2 separate regions of the Homo sapiens genome follow, and region 2 is linked to region 1. Evidence: chromatin loops called from intact Hi-C (ENCODE). Cell type or tissue: IMR-90. All regions are shown on one strand. Each heading gives the region's core, and the rest is flanking DNA. Links, peaks and the distances in the headings are about the cores only.

Evidence for each region. Hi-C counts contacts between places; a loop is a spot of excess contacts. Peaks named below come from ENCODE experiments on the same cell type or tissue, not always from the same donor. Only the 100,000 strongest peaks of a DNase experiment are listed, where the experiment ranks them.
Region 2: a loop joins it to region 1, with 1.8 times the contacts of the local background. A loop is called at or near these places in 4 of 110 quality-filtered maps.

The regions. Positions count from the first base shown.
Region 1 is chr2:148,179,471-148,190,418 of GRCh38, reverse strand. The region is part of intron 2 of MBD5 (methyl-CpG binding domain protein 5); the gene reads right to left. Among named protein-coding and RNA genes, the nearest start is that of MBD5, 160 kb to the right of the region's middle. RefSeq lists an enhancer at 624-1,327. In IMR-90, for the core only: no CTCF peak of the experiment used is centred there; no DNase peak of the experiment used is centred there.
Region 2 is chr2:148,126,731-148,137,678 of GRCh38, reverse strand. All of the region lies in intron 1 of MBD5 (methyl-CpG binding domain protein 5), which reads right to left. Among named protein-coding and RNA genes, the nearest start is that of MBD5, 110 kb to the right of the region's middle. In IMR-90, for the core only: no CTCF peak of the experiment used is centred there; DNase peaks (open chromatin) are centred at 5,058 and 6,978.

The DNA of each region.
Region 1 (10,948 bases), core at 1,950-9,949:
GTTTCTGCTGAGAGATCCGCTGTTAGTCTGATGGGCTTTCCTTTGAGGGTAACCCGACCTTTCTCTCTGGCTGCCCTTAACATTTTTTCCTTCATTTCAACTTTGGTGAATCTGACAATTATGTGTCTTGGAGTTGCTCTTCTCGAGGAGTATCTTTGTGGCGTTCTCTGTATTTCCTGAATCTGAACGTTGGCCTGCCTTGCTAGATTGGGGAAGTTCTCCTGGATAATATCCTGCAGAGTGTTTTCCAACTTGGTTCCATTCTCCACATCACTTTCAGGTACACCAATCAGACGTAGATTTGGTCTTTTCACATAGTCCCATATTTCTTGGAGGCTTTGCTCATTTCTTTTTATTCTTTTTTCTCTAAACTTCCCTTCTCGCTTCATTTCATTCATTTCATCTTCCATTGCTGATACCCTTTCTTCCAGTTGATCGCATCGGCTCCTGAGGCTTCTGCATTCTTCACGTAGTTCTCGAGCCTTGGTTTTCAGCTCCATTAGCTCCTTTAAGCACTTCTCTGTATTGGTTATTCTAGTTATACATTCTTCTAAATTTTTTTCAAAGTTTTCAACTTCTTTGCCTTTGGTTTGAATGTCCTCCCGTAGCTCAGAGTAATTTGATCGTCTGAAGCCTTCTTCTCTCAGCTCGTCAAAATCATTCTCCATCCAGCTTTGTTCTGTTGCTGGTGAGGAACTGCGTTCCTTTGGAGGAGGAGAGGCGCTCTGCATTTTAGAGTTTCCAGTTTTTCTGTTCTGTTTTTTCCCCATCTTTGTGGTTTTATCTACTTTTGGTCTTTGATGATGGTGATGTACAGATGGGTTTTCGGTGTAGATGTCCTTTCTGGTTGTTAGTTTTCCTTCTAACAGACAGGACCCTCAGCTGCAGGTCTGTTGGAATACCCTGCTGTGTGAGGTGTCAGTGTGCCCCTGCTGGGGGGTGCCTCCCAGTTAGGCTGCTCGGGGGTCACGGGTCAGGGACCCACTTGAGGAGGCAGTCTGCCCGTTCTCAGATCTCCAGCTGTGTGCTGGGAGAACCACTGCTCTCTTCAAAGCTGTCAGACAGGGACACTTAAGTCTCAGAGGTTACTGCTGTCTTTTTGTTTGTCTGTGCCCTGCCCCCAGAGGTGGAGCCTACAGAGGCAGGCAGGCCTCCTTGAGCTGTGGTGGGCTCCACCCAGTTCGAGCTTCCCGGCTGCTTTGTTTACCTAAGCAAGCCTGAGCAATGGCGGGCGCCCCTCCCCCAGCCTCGTTGCCGCCTTGCAGTTTGATCTCAGACTGCTGTGCTAGCAATCAGCGAGATTCCGTGGGCGTAGGACCCTCTGAGCCAGGTGTGGGATATAGTCTCGTGGTGCGCCGTTTCTTAAGCCGGTCTGAAAAGCGCAATATTCGGGTGGGAGTGACCCGATTTTCCAGGTGCGTCCGTCACCCCTTTCTTTGACTCGGAAAGGGAACTCCCTGACCCCTTGCGCTTCCCAGGTGAGGCAATGTCTCGCCCTGCTTCGGCTCGCGCACGGTGCGCACACACACTGGCCTGCGCCCACTGTCTGGCACTCCCTAGTGAGATGAACCCGGTACCTCAGATGGAAATACAGAAATCACCCGTCTTCTGCGTCGCTCACGCTGGGAGCTGTAGACCGGAGCTGTTCCTATTCGGCCATCTTGGCTCCTCCCTGTTCTTTTATTTTTAATGTTGTCTTCTTTTGAAATGATTGATTTTTTTTTTTTTTTTTTTTTGAGACAGGGTCTCACACTGTTGCCCAGGCTACAGTGCAGTGGCGCAATCATGGCTCACTGCAGCCTCAACCTCCTGGGCTCAAGTTATCTTCTCATTTCAGCCTCAGCCTCTGAGACTACAGGTTTACACCAGTATGCCTGGCTAATTTTTTAATTTTTTGTAGATACAGGGTCTCATTATGTTGCCCAGGCTGGTCTCAAACTCCTGGACTCAAGTGATCCTCCTCCCTTGGCCTCCCAAAGTGTTTACTTACAGGCATTGGCCATCATGCCTAGCCAGTTCTCTAGTATTCTACTTTATCTCCTCTATTGATTTATCAGCTATATTTCTTTGTTTTAAATCTTTGGTGATTGCTCTAGGGTTTAAATATGCATCTTTAACTTATCACAGCCCAATTTTAAATAATAGCCTATAATTTCCTAATAATATAATGAGCTTAAGACACAATATCTGAAATGTCTGGGACTAGAATTCATTCAAATTTTGAATTTTTTCAAATTTTGGAATACTTGTGTTAAACAGATTGAGAATCCCTAATCCAAAAATCCAAAATCTGAAATGCTCCAATGATCATTTCCTTTGAGCATCGGGTAGGCACTCAATAAGTTTTGAATTTTGGACCATTCTGGATTCTGGGATTAGGAATATTCCACCTGTACTACAATTTATCCCTCCCATTCTTTGCACTATTGCCATATATTTTACTTCTACATATGTGATAACAAAATATTCATTTTTATTTTTCAGTGTTTTTTACTTAAGCAGTCAGTTATCTTTTTAAATATATAAACAACAGTCTTTTATGTTTACCAATCTATTTACAATTTCTGGGGCTCTTCATTCTTCTGAAGAGATCGAGTTTCCATCTAGCATCATTTTTCTTCTGCCTTAAGACTTTATTTAACATTTCTTGTAACAGGTCTGCTAGCAATGAATTCTCTCAGTGGATTTTTTTTTTCTGAAAATGTCATCATTTTAGATGTTTTTTCCTGGTTATAGAATTTAAGGTTTATAAGTCTTCATCTTTTGATACCGATCTCATTCCATTATCTTCTGGTTTGCATTTTTTCTGATGTGAAGTCAGTTCATTTTTGTTTTGCATTTTGTGATGTGCCTTTTTCTTCATTTACTTTTATGACTTTTCTCTTTATCACTGGTTTCAGAAATGATATGTTTTGGTATGGTTTTCTTTTCTATTTGAAGTTAAATGAACTTGGATTTTTATGTTTCTATTTTTCATCCAATGTGGAACAATTTTGGCCATATTTGTTCAAATATTTTTTCTGCCCTCACCCCTTCTGCAACTCCAATTCCATATTTGTTATGCCTCATAGTATCAGGACACTTAGGTGCTGGGTTTTTTTTTTGGGGGGGGTATGGAGGAAGGGGGAGGGTTCAGTTTTCTTACTCTCTAATTCAGTTTTTACTTTACTTTACTTACTCGTTTTTAGACTTGGGGACTGGCTAGTATGTCCAGGCTGGAATGCAGTGGCTATCCACACATGTGATCATAGCACACTACAGCCCCAAACTCCTGTACTTAAGCTATTCTTCCACTTCAGCCTCCTGAGTAGGTAGGACTATAGGCACGTGCCACTGTACCCAGCAGCGGTTCAGTTTTTCATACTTTCTTCAAGTCTATTGATCTTTTTAATTGGCAATGTTTATTGCATTGAGAAACCCATCCAGTGGATATTCCATTCAGATGTGGGAATTCCTAGAGCTAAAAAATATATTTTCTAAGACTCTCTTCATTGTTTTAATGTTTTACTTTATATCCTTGTATATGTGTACAATTAGATGTTTTAAAGTCTTTGCTGTTTACATTATTGCTGTCATTTCTTGCTCTGTTTCTACTGATTGTCTATTCTAGTGGTTTGGGGTTAATTTTCCTACTTTTTCATGTCTTATAATTCTTGGCTAGATGCTGATCACTATCAAGGTTTTGTAAAATGTTTAGATTTAGTTGTCTTCCCATCTGGCTCTTCGTGTCTATTCTCAAGTTGGTTAAAAACTATAAGGAAAAACTTTCTCCAAATCACAACGGCAAAATGTCCTGTTATTAAAAAATCTCTAAAAGTCTCTATTTTAATTTGAGGCTCTTTTCTTCATGACTGTTTTAATTTCTCTTTACTTTTTTAAGGGCAATTTGATTTGGGTAATATTCAAAGCATTGTAAAGTGTTTCCTCCATGATGCTGCATCTACCCTCTTGTTGACAAATTACATGAAAGGATTGTGACTGCTTCTTTTTTATTTCCTTTTACTCATTGTATTTGTCTGTTTTCATGCTGCTGATAAAGACATACCCAAGACTGGGAAGAAAAAGTGGTTTAATGGACTTACAGTGCTACATGGCTGGGGAGGCCTCACAATCAGCCAGAGGGCAAAGGGAGAGCTTGAGCTGGGAAACTCCTGTTTTTAAAAACCACCAGATCTCATGAGACTTATTCACTATCACGAGAACAGCACATGAAAGACCCGCCCCCATGATTCAATTACCTCTCATTGGGTCCCTCACACAACACGTTGGAATTCAAGATGAGATCTGAGTGGTGACACAGCCAAACCGTATTACTTTCATTCTAGTACTATACTGCAACTAAACCAGTGATTCAACTGCCAGCTCCAGTCATCCTTTTCTCAGTCCTAACATTCTGTGTGTTATAGAGGTAAAGAAATAATTACAGTTTGAGAAGTACTTTATAACAGAGATACGCAAATCATGCTAAATATCCACATTTAAAAACTATCCTACGCAAACCCATCAATTCAATAATTACAAGACATTTTAAAAGGTAGGAAAATGTGACCTAAAACCAAGAGAAAAGATAGTCATTAGAAACAGATCAAGATCTCCTAGGCTCAAGCAATCCTCTTGAATAGCTGGAACTACAGGCACGTACCACCATGCCTGGCTGATATTTTACTTTTACATTTTTTAGTAGAGAGGAGGCCTCATTATGTTGCCCAGGCTGGTCTTGAACTCCTTAGCTCAAGTGATCCTCTCACCTCAGTCTCCCAAAGTGTTGGGATTATAGACATGAGCCACCACACCTGAGCATCAATCTTTTAAAAAACCAGAAATCAGTAGTGTATTACTCAGAATAGTTTATTCCATGACTATGTATCTATTTAATTAACCCCCACTTTTGGATATTTAAACTGTTTTCCAATATCATGATTAAATAGTTCTTGATAATACATTTTGGAGAAATTTCTAGAAATGTAATCTCTGGGTCAAAGGGTACACACATACATATAGCTTTTGTTTGAGTTTCTTTCAGAAAGATAATACCAAGATGTTGGAATAGTACACTGTCTGGTTCCCTCTCCAAAGACCAACTCCTATAGGAAATATAAAGAAAAAAAGCCAAGAAATAAGAAAACCCGAAAACTCCCAGGGAAGAAAGTGGGGTGAAAAAGGACAATTTTGAACTGGTAAGTGTGCTGGCTGGTGGCTTGGGCCTTGGATCTGGGGCAGGAGGCAGTCCTTCAAATATGTGGGAGGATAAAACAGGAAATGAACTATTGGAGTTCTGCTTTTGACTATTCCATGACTTGAGTAAAAAACTTATAGTTCCCATATCTACAGGGACTCAGACTACAGTCCAAATGCCCTCAGAAGTAAACCATAATTATAAAAAGCTGAGGAAAACAGGTGGAGACCAACTAACCTTAGGTAGTAATTTCTCTGCCCTTTCCTACTAAACCGTAAAGCTGGTAAATTACAATAAATAGCTTTGGCTGCTGTTCTCCCTGGTGGGATCAGGGAGAAGCGGAGAGATGGTGAAGCAGAGATCTGAGGTGTCATTTTGTAGATTTGATAAACTGATTTCTCAAGTAGCCTGGGGCTTTTCTACCTACCTTCCATCCTTTGAGCTCACTGAAAATGCCAGACTGGATACTAGTCTCTTCCCACATGTGATGTCATAGTAGCCAATATCCCCAGAGGGAAATTACCTTACAGGTCAACATATCAAGACATTGAAGAAGCACAACTGTTTTCAAAGAAAAATAAAATATTGGCATACAGATTCTAAGAGAAGCAGAATTATTAGATCTGATGTCCCAAGAACTTAAAATAAGCCTAATAAACATACTAAAAGAGATAAGGGAAGATATTAGCGGCATATAATAAGAACAAGAGAACAAAGAAGCACGCAGAAATATTAGGTACAAAAATATAATACTTGAAGTATATAGACTGGATAAATAATAGAATTTAAATGAGGAGTAAATTAATGAATCCAAAGATCAGTTTGAGGAAATCTTCAAACCTAAGAACAAGGATATAGAAAATATAAAAGAAAGGCTAAGGGATTGACAGTGCTAACATCTGAATAACAGGAGACTCAGAAAGAAAAATAGGCTGGGTCTGGTGGCTCACACCTACAATCCCAGCACTGTGGGAAGCCAAGGCGGGAGGACCACTTGAGGTCAGGAGTTCAAGACCAGCCTGGCTAACACAGTGAAACCCCATCTCTATCAAAAAATACAAAAATTAGCTGGGCGTGGTGGCATGTGTCTGCAGTCCCAGCTACTCAGGAGGCTGAGGTGGGAGAATCGCTTGGGCCCAGGAGGAGGTTGAGCAGAGATTGTGTCACTGCATTCCAGCCCAGGTGACAGAGTCAGAAGGTCTCAAAAAAAAAAAAAAAATTAAGAAGGATGTATTTGAAGGAATGATGGAGTTGAACAGGCCAAAAACATCATGGATTTTATTTTTTTAAATTAATTAAAAAAATTTTTTTACAATGTGATTAGGGAATATCATGGATTTTCAAAGTATTGAAGGAAAAATATTAAAACCTAGATTTTTACATATGACAATGCAGTCATTCAACTATGAGGCTATGATGACATATATTTCCAAGCATACAAGACCTCAGAAGACAGTTTTTGATAAAATCCTTAAATAGAAACAAATATGGAAGATAATTAAAAGACGTGTGAAGTAATGCTGACAAAATGTCTTGGGAAAATGTGCTGTTTTTTTAAATAGCCAACAACTAAGAAAAGGAGAACATAGGGGCATAATGGTTTAGGATTTAAAGTAGATAGTAGCAAATGATGGGGTAGGAGAAGATGAAGAGACAAAGGGATGTCAGAATGGACAAGATTCTTTGTAGGAGAGATATATATACATCCAATTTTTTTTTTAGTAATAAAAGATTCAAAATAAATTCAGAAAACATTCAAAGTGTGGGAAAAACTTAAATATTGAAAATGGTGAAACACATTGTAATGTATAAACAATTATGATTATAATTACTATTTCATTTATTTTTGTTAGTGTGTCCATGAACTTCCTGCTTATGATCTTTACTCCTTTTTCTTTTTGTAAGGGGAAATACCCTTCATTTTTCTTCGATAATACATGGTCACTATATGGTTCAAACTCTAAGATAAGGGGAAAATCTCCTGGAGTTAACTACAATCAGATACATACTATATATCAAATTGATATATAGTATATATCAAATGTAGAGGACATCAGACCATATCATTGCTCATTTCTTCTGCAACACTTACTTTCCTGAACATGATGCTTTACTTATTCTTTTATCAAAATATTCATCTTGACACATATAACCAGAAGTTTTAAGAGCTATGAGGAAGTCAATTCAGGGCATTATTAACTGAAATTTCTAGTTATACAAAAGCAGGATACTGTCGTAGTGCAGGATTAATTTAGGTATGTGGCAGAGGGAGTTTAACTGAAGCAAGACCAGGCAGATCAGAGACCAGTGGTCAGAGTTAGGACAATCAATTCCCAGTCAGTCCAAAAGCGGGGTGCCCATTACATGGCTCAGTTGAATGTGGGCACTGAGATTTCCTGTGAATGTGAATGTGAATGTCAATGTGGGCTCAGTATTTCCTGACTCAAAGGAAACTCAGTCTGAGGTATACCTGAGGGTGAGAAGAATACCAGCTGCCATCAAAAGCCATTGGAAGGGGAGTGGAAGAAGCTGAGAAGGAAACCTGAATTGACCAAAAAGCATTAAAGATGTATATAATTGTCAAAGATATGTCCTCACCAAAATCCCCAGAACCAGATAGTTTTACATTTGAGTTAGCACACATTAAAAGAAACAGTAAATTCCTTTCTTAAAAGGAGCAAACATGCACATCTCATTTTAGAAGGCTAGTGTAATCTTAATTATAAAACCAAACGAGGAAAATAAGAAAATTACACTGCATTTAACTTAAAAATATAGATTCCAAAATCTCCAGTCAGATATTTGCTAACCAAACACAACAGTGTATTAAAGAATAATACATCATGATCAGGTAATACTTCATAATGCAAACTATGAATGCATGGATGGTTTAATATTAGAAATTCTATACATATAATACATAACATTAATATACCACAGGATGAATACCTTATAATTATTTTAACATACACATAATAAAAAGCATTGTTAAGGTTCAATAGCTATTTATAAGACTGCTTAGCAAACTAAAAATAGAAGAACCTTTCTTAATCTGGTAAATGTTATATATTAAAAAACATTTTGTAAGTATTAATTGAGAAACTTTAGGTTCACCTCCTTTATGATGAGACATGAGATGGCCAACATCACTACTACTCGTTAACATAGTTCCAGAGGAACTAACAAAAAAAGATATAGGAAAGAAGAAAGGAGTTTAAATATAAAGATGGGAAGGAAGGAAATAATATTATCATTAATTTCAAATGATTATAATAATCTATTTCAAAAAAAAGAACAATCTGTTAAGAATAAGAGGGTTTAGCAATATAGTTAGGACAAAGATAAACTTTTAAAAATATCAGTAGCACTCATGTACTCCAGCAATAAACATCAAGAAAATATTTTTAATGGGATATTTAAAATCTGAATGTCTACTTAAAGAACATCATGCATAAAATTTAAAAGTTGAAAGAATGGAAGCAGATATTTTATAATATCTAAACTGATAGGAAATTAATATCGAGCACATACAACAAATTCCTATAAAACAATTGAACCCAAATGAAAAAATATATAAAGAATATGAGAAGCAAGTTCAGAAGAGGGAAATCAAAAGGCCAACAGGTATATGATGAGATACTCAAACTCAATAGTGATTTTAAAAAACTCAAAACAATGATCTATAAAATTACACACATTAGACTGAAAACATGAGTAAGCTGGAAAACGTTAAGGGCTGGCATGGATGATGAGAAGGTTATTGCTGGAGTCTGTAAAGACCAAAGTATTTATGTGGGGACGCATCTGATAGGGATTGGTTAAATTAATCATAAACATATATTCTGTCACCCAGCAATTCTGCTCCTGGGTATATATTCTAAAGAAATCCTTGCAAAGTTCCACGATAGGACATGATGAACATGTGGTAAAAGGAAATTGAAAGCAATTTGGATGGCAAACACTGAGGAAAATGGGTAGTGAAAATATGGCTGCCATATACTGTGGATTACCATGTAGCAGTAAGCAGCAGTAAAAACATGGCAACATAAATAAAGTTTAAAACTTAAGGTTATATGAAATAAAATAGTAAGGATCACAATGAGATACACAGCACGAAATCACTTACACTTATTTAAATTTCATGTATATAAGTCAGGGTGAGGAGAGGTCAGAGGTAAAACAAATTGTACCATAAGATGCTAACTGTTGAAGCTGACATATAGACATGTGGCGGTTCATAATATTCTCTCTTTTCCTTTTCATTTATTTGAAATTTCTCATATAAAAATTTTAAAATGTATGCATGCAAAACAATACTCATTATGAAAATATAAACAAAATAGAACAGTACAATAGATATTATTTTAGAATATCATAATATTAGAATGATTTCCTATGGGTCAAGGGCAGGAGAATGAGACTGGAAAATTTATAAATAAATAAAACAAGAAGTGCTTTGCATGAACCAGTAATGACAGTGCCCCATGGACCTAAGAGTGTGATTAACTCTGCTTTCTCTTTGTGTAAAAGGTCTTTTAAAAAAAAGATGCCGGGCGAGGTGGCACATGCATGTAATCCCATCACTTTGGGAGGCCGAGGCAGGAAGATGGCTTGAGCCTAGGAGGTTGATGCTGCAGTGACCCATGATTATGCCACTGTATTCCAACCTGGGCAACAGAATAAGACCCTGCCTCAAAACAAACAAACAAACACACGACAACAACAACAAAAACCAGAAAGTGCCCGGCATGGTTAATGCACACCTGCAGTCCTAGCTGCTTGAGAGGCTGAGGTGGGAGGATTGCTGGAGCCCAGGAGCTCAAATCTAGTCTGAGCAACTTAAAGAGACTACATCTCTTAAAGTAAAAGATACATATATACATATATATATATATATATGTATAATTTTTTTTTACTAGAAGGATCTGATTTAGACTGTGGAGAAGAAGGAACCATAAAAATAGTTATCTAATCATTATAATTCAGAAAACAATTGAATAGCTCTTCCAAGTAACCAAGTCACCATATATAACTATGTAAATGAATTAGAAATAAGTAATATCACTTATGTTTTCAAGAGAAGTCATTTCTGACAATAATATTCATTATAGAAAACTGGCAAAAATCATTAAACAGTTAACCACAAATTAAGGAGAAAAAATAGACTCTAAATACTTGCACTCTAAGAGAATAAAGAAAAATAGAAAAAAGAAAAAACACTCCTGCACTAGGGGCTGTAAACTGTTTTACTTGGCTTAAGTAGTAGCAAAAGTAAACTTTTTTTCAAAGGAAAAATTTTATGCTGACATTTAAAAATAAGGATTTTTCAAATTTATTTCTGTTCTTTAAAAAAACTACTGAGAATTGATTTTACAGCATCTCATTTCCATTTAGCAAGGATCCTAGAACTGAATAGGAGCATCCCGTTTACAGGTCACATACTCTCCAGGCTTCCATTGTCCCCATTTGGCAAGGAACATTAAAATATTGTTTTTGGAGGTTTATTCCCCTTGTATCTCACTTGAAATTTTAACAAAATGTGCTCAGAAATTTACTTAGTCATGTTAAGTATGTAAGCAGTCATGGGAGGCATGAACAGAACGTGCTACGTGAAAGAATATGCTAGGTAAAGAGAAATTTTGGGGGAGCCATGATAAAATGAAAAGAGGTTTGTATTCAGGGGTTATAATGTTATGAGTATATGAAACTATGACAGAGTGTTTTGGAGTGGATAAAGAACAAGTTCTTAACTTGTTAAAGGGGCTGATTAAT
Region 2 (10,948 bases), core at 1,947-9,946, 53 kb after region 1:
CAGTATCATCCATCACATCCTATGAGGTAAAGTTTAGAATGGACCTTGAAGGATAGGTACGACTCGATTCGATTGATTGATCACTGAGACAGTGTCTCTCTATGTTATCCAGGCTGGTCTTGAATTCCTGGCCTCAAGCGATCTTCCTGCTTAAGCCTCCCAAAGTGCTGGATTACAGGTGTGAGCCAAGAGGCCTGGCCAGATGGGTAAGATTTTAATAGGCAAAGATGGAAGAGGAGGATGCTCCAGAAGAAGGGAAGAAACCAGAAAAGGAACAGAGGTGGTGCAGTGCAAAGGATAGTATAGACAGCAGCAGAGTGGCCCAGTTTGGATGGAGCTCAGGATAAAATAGAAATAGTGGTCAGTGATGACAGATTTTGAACCAGTCATCATTGAAAAATTTGTAGCGAGTAACATTATGAAAAAGTTTCAGGAAGACTAAGCCTAGCAAGTATGATATGGAAATACTGTGTGTTAAGTGAGAAAATCAGGGGGAACAGACCTGTTGGCTACAAATAGGAGATTTAGGGAACTTGGGCAAGGGGTATAAAGGAAATTAAGAAGAGCTGCAAGTTGCTAATAATAATGTAGAAATAGACTCAATTAAGAAGGAACTGGGCTGGGCACGGTGACTCACGCCTGTAATCCCAGCACTTTAGGAGGCTGAGGCAGTCTGATCACCTGAGTTCGGAAGTTTGAGACCAGCCTGACCAACATGGAGAAAACACGTCTCTACTAAAAATACAAAATTAGCCAGACATGGTGGTACATGCCTGTAATCCCAGCTCCTTGGGAGGCTGAGGCAGGAGAATTGCTTGAACCCAGGAGGTGGAGGTTGCAGTGAGCCAAGATTGTGCCACTGCACTCCAGCCTGGGCAACAAGAGTGAAACTCTGTCTCAAAAAAAAAAAAAATTAATAAACTGGGGAGAAGATTTTTTTATTAAGGATTTTCTAAGTAAGATTTCTGCATAAAGCCAGCTACTGCCTAATTTAGCTACTGCTTGACTGGCAACTGATGAAACTTCACATGTTAGCCAAGTAACTTTATTGACCTAATAACTGTTTACCTCCTTTATTGACCTAATGCCTTCAGAAGTAAGGGAGAAATTAAAAGAAACAGCTATATGACCAAAGATTTTTCTGGAAAGAGATTCGAAATCTTTGGTGATGGCTACAACAAATGTATCCAGAGAGAGACCACTGTCACAACACAATCTGCTTAATTTGTTCATTTGTATACCTTCCCAATATCAAATTTCCTGAAGTTTTTCTTCTTTTCGCCAAAATTTCAACTTCTCACTTTTCTATTTTAACTTATCTATGTACAACTTGTCTATGGCCATTCTTCCCCCTACCCCCCAGATTATAAATTCAATTTGAATACACAGAAACAGAATACAGTTCCTGTCTTAGGATCCTCATTTGTAAAACAAGATATCACAATTAGAGTACACGTAAGACCGTGATTCTGTAGTTTTCTGAAAAAGTTGTACTTTGAAATTAAACAAATTCTTTCCATTTAACTTGTTGGAAATGTGGTCACCTGAGAATGTGTCCCTGATGCTTTAATCTCCCAACTCTGACACCCACCACCCCCCACTATGAATACTAGACTGATGATTAGATAGTTTATAACATGTGCAAGGCCATAGGATATGCCAGAATTCCAGAAGGAAGCATCAGATAACCAGTTTTGTTCCCTGCTAGGGCTGCTGGAGATTGGAGGTGCTGTGGCTTGGGGTTCAGAAGGTACGACCAAAATTTACAGGGCCCCGAGAGGTCTTCGCCTTTGCTGAAAGTTAAGTGCCTGCCCACATATGTGGTCCTAGGAGGTCTATCTGGTGTTTGTGGAAGACTTCCAAACAGACACAAAGATGGTCAGAGTTGCTCTATATCCCTAAAGATAACTTTAACCAAAAATAATCCTTTTGCCTCAAGAAGTTGTGAATAAGCTTACCAATGGTGTTTTTAAAGCTCACAGAGCAAAAAATCCTGGGCCCCTCACCACTCAAAGGCTATACAGAGCCATTGTTAGGCAAAGGGAAATAATAATGTATTCAAGGGTACACAAATCAAAGACAGAAAAAACAAGTCGAGCCCTAAAACCTAGGGGGCTCCTAGAATAAAGTTGCTGGAGAAGATAGAAGAAAACTTTTAACACAAGCAATACAAAAGAATGATCAACTTTAAAACATATTCTAGAATGTAAAAATATGTTTTTAAATTAAAAAATAGTTAAATAAAGTATGTTGTCTTTGAGCCCACAATAACTGGCTTTTAACATCAAATTGAAGAAACAGCTGAAAATATGCAGCAAAATGCAGAGAGGGAAATCTTCAGGGGGAAAGAAATAGAGATTAGGAAAAAAGAAGTAACACAAGTAAAGTTCCCTGGTTTGAAGAATTTTGTTTGTGAATAGAAGGGCTCATTAAAGTCCAGGTAGGTTAATCAAAACAAGTCATACAACCGGACATATTTTGGTAAACTTCCTATATTCTAAAGATTAAGAGAAAATCTTTCAAATATCCAGAAGAAACAAGTTACAGCAGAAAAATAATCCAGACTGGCATTTTACATTGCATCTTCAATACCTGAAACTGGAAGATACTGGACTGTTGAGGACAGAGAGAAAAGAACTGGCAGCAAAGCATTCTATGCCCCACCAAGTAAGTTATCATTCATCTTCCAGGTTAGAAGAAAGACAATTGTGGATATTCAAAGATGAGAGATAAAACCACCCCTATACCCTGTCCGAGGAAACTACTCAAGAAGTATTTGAACCAAACAACATATGAATCAGAATAGAAATCTCAAGACACATGAAGATAAATAGAAAAGAGTGCAATAAGCCTTGCAATATATACGTTAAAACTAAATGGATAAGAATTGTGACTGGGTATTCATAACATAACAGCTAAGTAAGAATTCTTAAAATAGAAGAGACATATGGTAAGGGAAAAAGCTAATAAATCTAAAACCAAAAGTATTGAACTACGTCAGCAAAACTGAGGAGTTAGAAGACGGTGGAGAAATGTAAAAGCATCCTAGAGGTCTAATTTGGGGGGAAGAATGGAATAGGGAATTAAACATTCTTAAGCTTTCATCTAGAAGAAGAGAATAAAGCATACTTGTAGGGTGCTTATTTAGTTCATACTTTTCAGATGACTGTGGAGAAATACATGTTAGATAATGAATATCAGAATACAAAGCAAAGAATTTGCCTATTATCCATGTTCAAAGGAAATATAATCCACTTTAATATTGAAAATTTCAGATTGGGTTAAAAAGCAAAGCCCAGCTATGTGATATTTTATAAAAAACACATTGAAAAGCCAGTACTAAATATTTTCATTGTTTTAATGCCAAGAATTTCAACATATATGTATATATGGGTGTTTGTATATCTGTATCTCTATTACTTTCTATCGGTAGATCGATCGATCTATCTATCTATCTATCTATCTGTCATCTATCTATCAATCATCTATCTATCTATCATGAAAATAAAATAAGAGCTGGGCATGATTAGCAGTAAGTAAAATCAAATTTAGTTCAAAGACTGGCTAATACACGGCCATCAGCAGAAAAAAAATTTCATATTCTGGAATATTCTGGATAAATATTTTCTTTTAGGAATGTCTATGAAATTCACAGCAATTGGCTGGATGAATATCTGCCCTCATTATCCTGGCAAATAAATTTTCATGATATAATGTTAGTTTTGAACAGTAACTTTTCAAAATAATTTAAATTATTTTGAATTTAAATTACTTTTAAAAGTAGTATATGTAACTTGTTTTATTTCCTGAAAATAGTATGGTTTTATTTATTTTATTTTATTTTATTATTATTTTGAGACCGAGTTTTGCTCTTGTTGCCCAGGCTGGAGTGCAATGGCACAATCTCAGTTCACTGCAACCTCCACCTCCCGGGTTCAAGCGATTCTCCGGCCTCAGCCTCCCAAGTAGCTGGGATTACAGGTATATGCCACCATGCCTGGCTAATTTTTTGTATTTAGTAGAGACGGGGTTTCACCACGTTGGTCAGGCTGGTCTTGAAATCCTGACCTCAGGTGATCCACCCGCCTTGGCTTCCCAAAGTGCTGGGATTACAGGCGTGAGCCACTGTGCCCGGCCTAGTATGGTTTTATTTAAACATACTATTTTCTATATTTGACAACCAAAATGACAAGAAAAACAAAGAATAAAACAAAGTGAAAGCAGAAGCTTCAAATTTGCAAAGTTTACACAAATGGAAATCAGAAGTTGGATATAAACAAGGGCAAATTCATATCTCAATATTCTACTGAGAATAACTTTCTTGGCTTGGTATAATTTGTGAATCTAAGGCTTATTAAGGTAAACTGCAATACCAAATATCTTAACATGCCTTAAATGGCATTTAACAACTCCAAGAGGAAATTAAAGATTTCTCTAAAAATATATGTATTGTCTTTTAAGAAATTAAACTACTATTGAACCTAAGAAACAGCAGATAGATTTTTTGGCTTCCTTTAAAAGTGATTGCATAATCCCTCTAAATTATGTGTTCTGACACATGAACCGTAAATTTTTAATAAAATTAACATTCTGTTATAATACTATCAATATCCCCACTTTTCAATAAAAATGCTGTTTTTGTTACACAAATTATTTTTAGGTAAAAAATCTTTTTAGGTATTTTAGTATACCAATATATAATATGTTACATTTTAAGTCAGCCTTAAGATAAGGTTTCACTGTTTAATGCATTTTATGTAAATTAATAAACATTCTTATGAAAATACATGCATGTGCCTGTAAAGACAAAAGTACATAGTAGCTATAGCCTACAAAACCAGGTGTGGTTTAAAAGAAATCACATCAATTTTTAATATTTCAGCAAAATCCAAAATATCTTGAAAAATGATGTATGATTAATTGATGAATTTAAAAATTTACCAGCCTACCCTCATTGAGCTAACCTAGATTAAGAGACTGATTACAGCTGAAATCTCACTTTCACTCCTGCATAAGTTTCTCAAAGATTTGTTTGGGAACTGTCTCATGCTTAGTCACCCTCCAAATATGATTTAAGCAAAGCAGTTAGCTATTTTTGTGTTATGCAAGATGGGAAAAGATGTATGAGGATTCCTTTTTAAGCAACATAATTTGATTTTTATGCTTATTCAATATTAAAAAAGCAGTTCATTTTTACATTTCAGAATTGCCATATGGACGTACTTCACTTAAGATTCATTCCTATTGAAAGCCTGGAGAGTTTTTGTTTACAGTAAGGTAAAAGCAACAGAGGATAATTTATGAATCATCTATATATATATATATGTGTATATATATATATATATATGTATATATATAATTTCTTTTCCTGTTTTTCAATAGCAGACTTGAAGGTCTCTAGAAAAATAAAAATGTGAAGGAGCAGACCCTTAAAAACTACCACAGTTCATATAAAACTCTCTTTTTGTAATCCTCTAACAATAGTTTTGACTATTTATTAAACACTTTCAATGTGCGAGGCATTATACTCAGTAGATTATCTCATTTAAGCCTTGTAATAGATCTATGCAGTAAGCATAATTATTCTCATTTTAATAGTGAGAAAACAAACTTGGAGAGGTCACATGAGCAGAATTGCAGCTCAAGTCTGACTTCAAAGCTTTTTAAAATAATGGAATCATATTTATCAAAAACATTTAACTCTAAGCTGACTATATGCAAAGTAGTTATTAGTGAATAGCATTCAAAAAAGCACACACATGAAAACACACACACCCCTTAGGTGAAGAAGCCATTATGCTGAAAAGATGATAACATCCCACTCATCTATAACCATCAAGGAATTAAAAACTTTTAAGATTTTTCCAGATAAATAAAATATAGCACTCTATTTACCATTTAAAATATTTAAGATAATTTTTCTAAATGCATACAAAAATTTCCTTATTTCTTAAAAAATGAATATAGCTTTTTGTCTGTTTTAGAAACAGGGTTTTGCTCTTTGTCATCCAGACTGGAGCACAGTAGCATAATCATAGCTCACTGCACCCTTTAACTCCTGGGCTCATCATCCTCCTGCCTCAGCCTCCTGAGTAGCTAGGACTGAAGCTGCATGCCACCATTCCTGGCTAATTTTTTAATCTTTTTGAAGAGATGGGGGTCTTGTTATGTTGCCCAGGCTGGACTTGAACTCCTGGCATCAAGTGATCCTCCTACCTCGGCCCCCCAAAGTGCTAGGATTACAGGCATGAGCCACCAAACTCCCCCAATAACTTATTTTTTTTGATAATGCAAGCTAGTTCTTATGAAAATTGTGTAAGAAAAGATGAAACGCCATTCATTCATTCATTCAAGATTTATAGACCACTCATTACATGTCATACAGCGTATCTAGGTAACAATAAAATAAAGATGACCAAGAGATATTCCCTGAACTAAAAAACAAAGCAAACAAACAAAAAAACCCTCATAGTCTAATGTTTGTGAAGACAGGAAAATAAGTGCTTTCAAACTAGTAAGCCCTCATTAATTTCTATCTTAGAATATGGACAATTAATCATTGCATTAGTTGATAATATAACTTGACCTATAACTCCCCTTTATAAAAACAGCAACAAGTAAGTCCCTTTGAATAACCTGTATACTACATTTTATGCCAAAGAACTCCTCTTTCATCTCGTATTATCAGGAAATGAGATGTTATGGATGGATGCAGTTTTCAGTTAAGTGAAGCTTCACTTATTAAGTGCCCAAACTATTTGGATTCTAATCACCTTTGGTGAGCTTTTTAAAAATATATTACATATTAGCTAGTCTCCCCAACCTTGCCCAGGAGAATCATTAACCATCACTAAGTGAGTAAATTCCTGCTGCTGTTAACTCTGGAGTATGCTACACGAGAAAGAGCTGGATAGCAAACCAAAGCCTGCAATGTGGCAGATCCATCCTTGGGACTTTTGATTGGTGACTCATATTTAACACGACTGTTTTTTCCTTCTACAGTGTTTTAATACACAGGCATGTCTCCCCTGATGAGGAGTCATAAGAACCTCTTTGGTATTGTAATTTAACCGGTCTGTGAGATAGGTTCCTCTGATCCCCAGAGTGCATTTTTTTTTTTTTAATATCACACAGCCAGTATTTTGTTAGACCATCCAATACAAATGTTTCATACTTGGTGAAAATTCTCTACATGCTTGTTTCTACATGTTTATATAGTAATGAACAGAAATATCCATCATAAAGGACAGCATACAAAAATAATTTTGCATGGTTTCAGTGACCTAGTTCATCATTTGCTGTACCATTCCATAAAAGAATGATACTCTAGGGGCATCTGAGATGTACAGGGTCATTGCTATACTGCATCAGCTATGAGAAGTACAGTAGTTCTAATCTGCTATGTAAGAAAAATTGAGCGCTGTCAGGAGAAAATGGAAGATAAAGTTTATTTAAATAATTAAATTAAAATTTGTATTAACATTTCTTCAAAATAATGATGATAGTTATAGTCTTCTCTTTTAGGACAAAATGCATGGGCTTGAAGCTATTATTTTCCTAAATGTTCAAAGACACTTTCTACATTCATGGTTCTATAATGAAGTTATTTTAAGGCCTACAGAGGTCAGCTAAATGTCTGCCATGTCATGAAATTGCTTAAATTTGAAAACTGTATTTGAATCACAATTATTTGGAACAACAGAAAAATTTTATTAATTCAAACATTTTGATGATGTTATTTAGGGAGGTAATCCAAATTTCAGAATGCTAATAAATTTTGTTTAAGTAGTGTGTAGATGGAAATTAGTACAGAAAGTTTAAAAAATTAAAGGCCCATGTTCTATAATAACAAATTAAATATGAATACCAAATCTACCTTTGTCTATTCACTTATTCAGTGAACTATATTTGTAATGTCTGAATTATCAATTAATATACTATAAAGCCACAAAATGGCAAGTAGATATAAAATAGTTCTTCCCCAGATTTTCAACATTTTCCTAAATTGCTATACTCTTAAAACTTACTACCAATAAAATGTTTTTTGTTTTAATGCTTAGTGGCACTTTCAATATAGTGACAACCTTCTTTGTACAATGTATCAGCTGTATTTTCACAGAGCCTATCTTTTTAGAGATAGAGTATATCTGGGTCACTATTTTATTTATTTCTTTTTTCTTTTTGATAAGGAGTCTCACTCTGTTGCCCAGTCTGGAGTGCAGTGGTGTGATCTTGGCTCACTGCAACCTCCGCCTCCCTGGTTCAAGTGATTACTCCTGCCTCAGCCTCCCGAGTAGTTGAGATTACAGGCACACATCGCCACGCCTGGCTAATTTTTCTATTTTTTAGTAGAGACAGGGTTTCACCATGTTGGCCACGGTAGTCTCAAACTCCTGACCTCAGGTGATCCACTGCCTCTGCCTCCCAAAGTTTTGAGATTACAGACATGAGCCACAGCACCCGGTCTGGGTCACTATTTTGCTTAAGAAGTTCCTTAAGTTTCCCTCAGACATCTTTGTGTTCTGTTTTCTTGATCAAGACTGCTAATGGTTCTTTGCTGCTTTTAATTTCCTGGGAGTGTGAAAATAATTAAAATTGGGGTTGGATAGTATTTTAAAGGTCCTTATAAAAAAGACGAAAGGCAATTTGAAATCGCTAGCCTAAAATAAATAGACTAAAGCTTCAACTCTTAGCGATCACACCTTTGCACTAGATCTTTGCAAAGTTATGCTGATAGAAACATTCAATCAGATGCCAGATCATTTTCTTAAGGAAACAAGAATTGTCATTTTATACTGAATAAGTAGAAACATTTTATGCACATGAAATCCAGTACTTTTAACTAAGTTTTTTTTTCTAAGATGGAGGCAAAAGTAAAGCCTTATATGCTTGCTGATAGAGCAATTTTCAGACACTTAAAGAGTGGCTCACTGGCAATACATGCATACACACATGCATACATGCATTCTGACATGCTTTCTTGAGTAAGGCATATATTGTACATGTGACTACTATCTACCATATAGTCATGTTGGAGATTACCAACTGCTTTTTAAGTACAAAAAACATGCATATATGTGTATATATGCAAATGTGCATATAAAGATTTATGCATTGCTTTTTTGTGCTGTCATTTACAGTCCATGACATAGAAATGTGGTATGAACAAAAAAGGACAGTCCCACAAAGAAACTTAAGACTTAGTTTTTGCTCCAACTCTAATTAATGTGTGACCTTGGACAACTGTTTGTCATTGGGTTCAGGATGCTACAACCTGTTCTACTAAAAGTACAAGGCTATTATAAGGATCAATAATACATATCTGTATAGCATATATATTATATGCATAAAAAGTAATATATGTAGACATGCTTTTTAAAGTAGGGTCTTTTAACCAGGGAGTTAACAGCACTGTGTTAAGCAAAAATTGACAAATGGGATCTGATTAAACTAAAGAGCTTCTGCACAGCAAAAGAAACTATTATCAGAGTGAACAGACAACGTACAGAATGGGAGAAAGCTTTTGCAATCTATCCATCTGACAAGGTTTAATATCCAGAGTCTACAAGAAACTTAAACAAATTTACAAGAAAAAAACAACCCCATTAAAAAGTGGGCAAAGGACATGAACAGACACTTCTCAAAAGAAGACATTCATGCAGCTAACACACGTATGAAAAAAAGCTCATCATCACTGATCATTAGAGAAATGCAAATTAAAACAACAATGAGATACCATCTCACACTAGTCAAAATGGTGATTATTAAAAAGTCAAGAAACAACAGATGCCAGTGAGATTGTGCAGAAAAAGGAACACTTTTACACTGTTGGTGGGAGTGTAAATTAGTTCAACCATTGTGAAAGACAGTGTGGGTGATTCCTCAAAGATCTAGAAGCAGAAATACCATTTGACCCAGGAATCCCATTACTGGGTATATACCCAAAAGAATTTAAATCATTCTGTTATAAAGATACATGCATGCGTATATACATTGGAGCACTATCCACAATAGCAAAGACATGGAATCAACCCAAATACCCATCAACGATAGACTAAATAAAGAAAATGTGGTACATATATACCATGGAATACGATGCAGGCGTAGAAAGGAAGATCATGTCCTTTGCAGGGACATGCATGAAGCTGGAAGCTGTTATCCTCAGCAAACTAATACAGGAACAGAAAACCAAATACCACATGTTCTCACTTATAAATGGGAGATGAATGATGAGAACACGTGGACACATAGTGGGAAGAATACATACTGGGGCCTGTCATGAGCTGCGGGGAGAGAGAGCATCAGGAAGAATAGCTAATGGATGCTGGGCTTAATACCTGGGTGATGGGATCATCTGTCCAGCAAACCACCATGGCACACGTTTACCTATGTAACCAACCTGCATATCCTGCGCAAGTACCCCAGAACTTGAAATAAAAGCTGAAGAAAATTGGGAGGCCGAGGTGGGCGGACCACAAGGTCAGGAGATCGAGACCATCCTGGCTAACACGGTGAAACACCGTCTCTACTAAAAATACAAAAAATTAGCCAGGCACGCACCCGTAGTCCCAGCTACTCAGGAAGCTGGGGCAGGAGAATCGCCCGAACCCGGGAGGCGGAGCTTGCAGTGAGCCGAGATCGCGCCACGCACTCCAGCCTGGGAGACAGAGCAAGACTCCGTCTAAAAAAAAAAAAAAAAAAGAAAGAAAAAAAGCTGAAGAAAACAACCCAACAGTACTTTGTTACTAATAATTTATTGCTAAAGTTTGCAAAACATCTTACATATTTTTAATTTAAGGAGAATTCAAGACTATCAGTATACTATGAATCATATTCTCTCTCTCAATAAAAGTGCATTCTGACATGCTTTTTTGGGTAAGCAGTGTGTTGTACATATGACTACTATCTAACATGTTGGATAAGAGATTCCCAACTGCTTTTTAAGAAT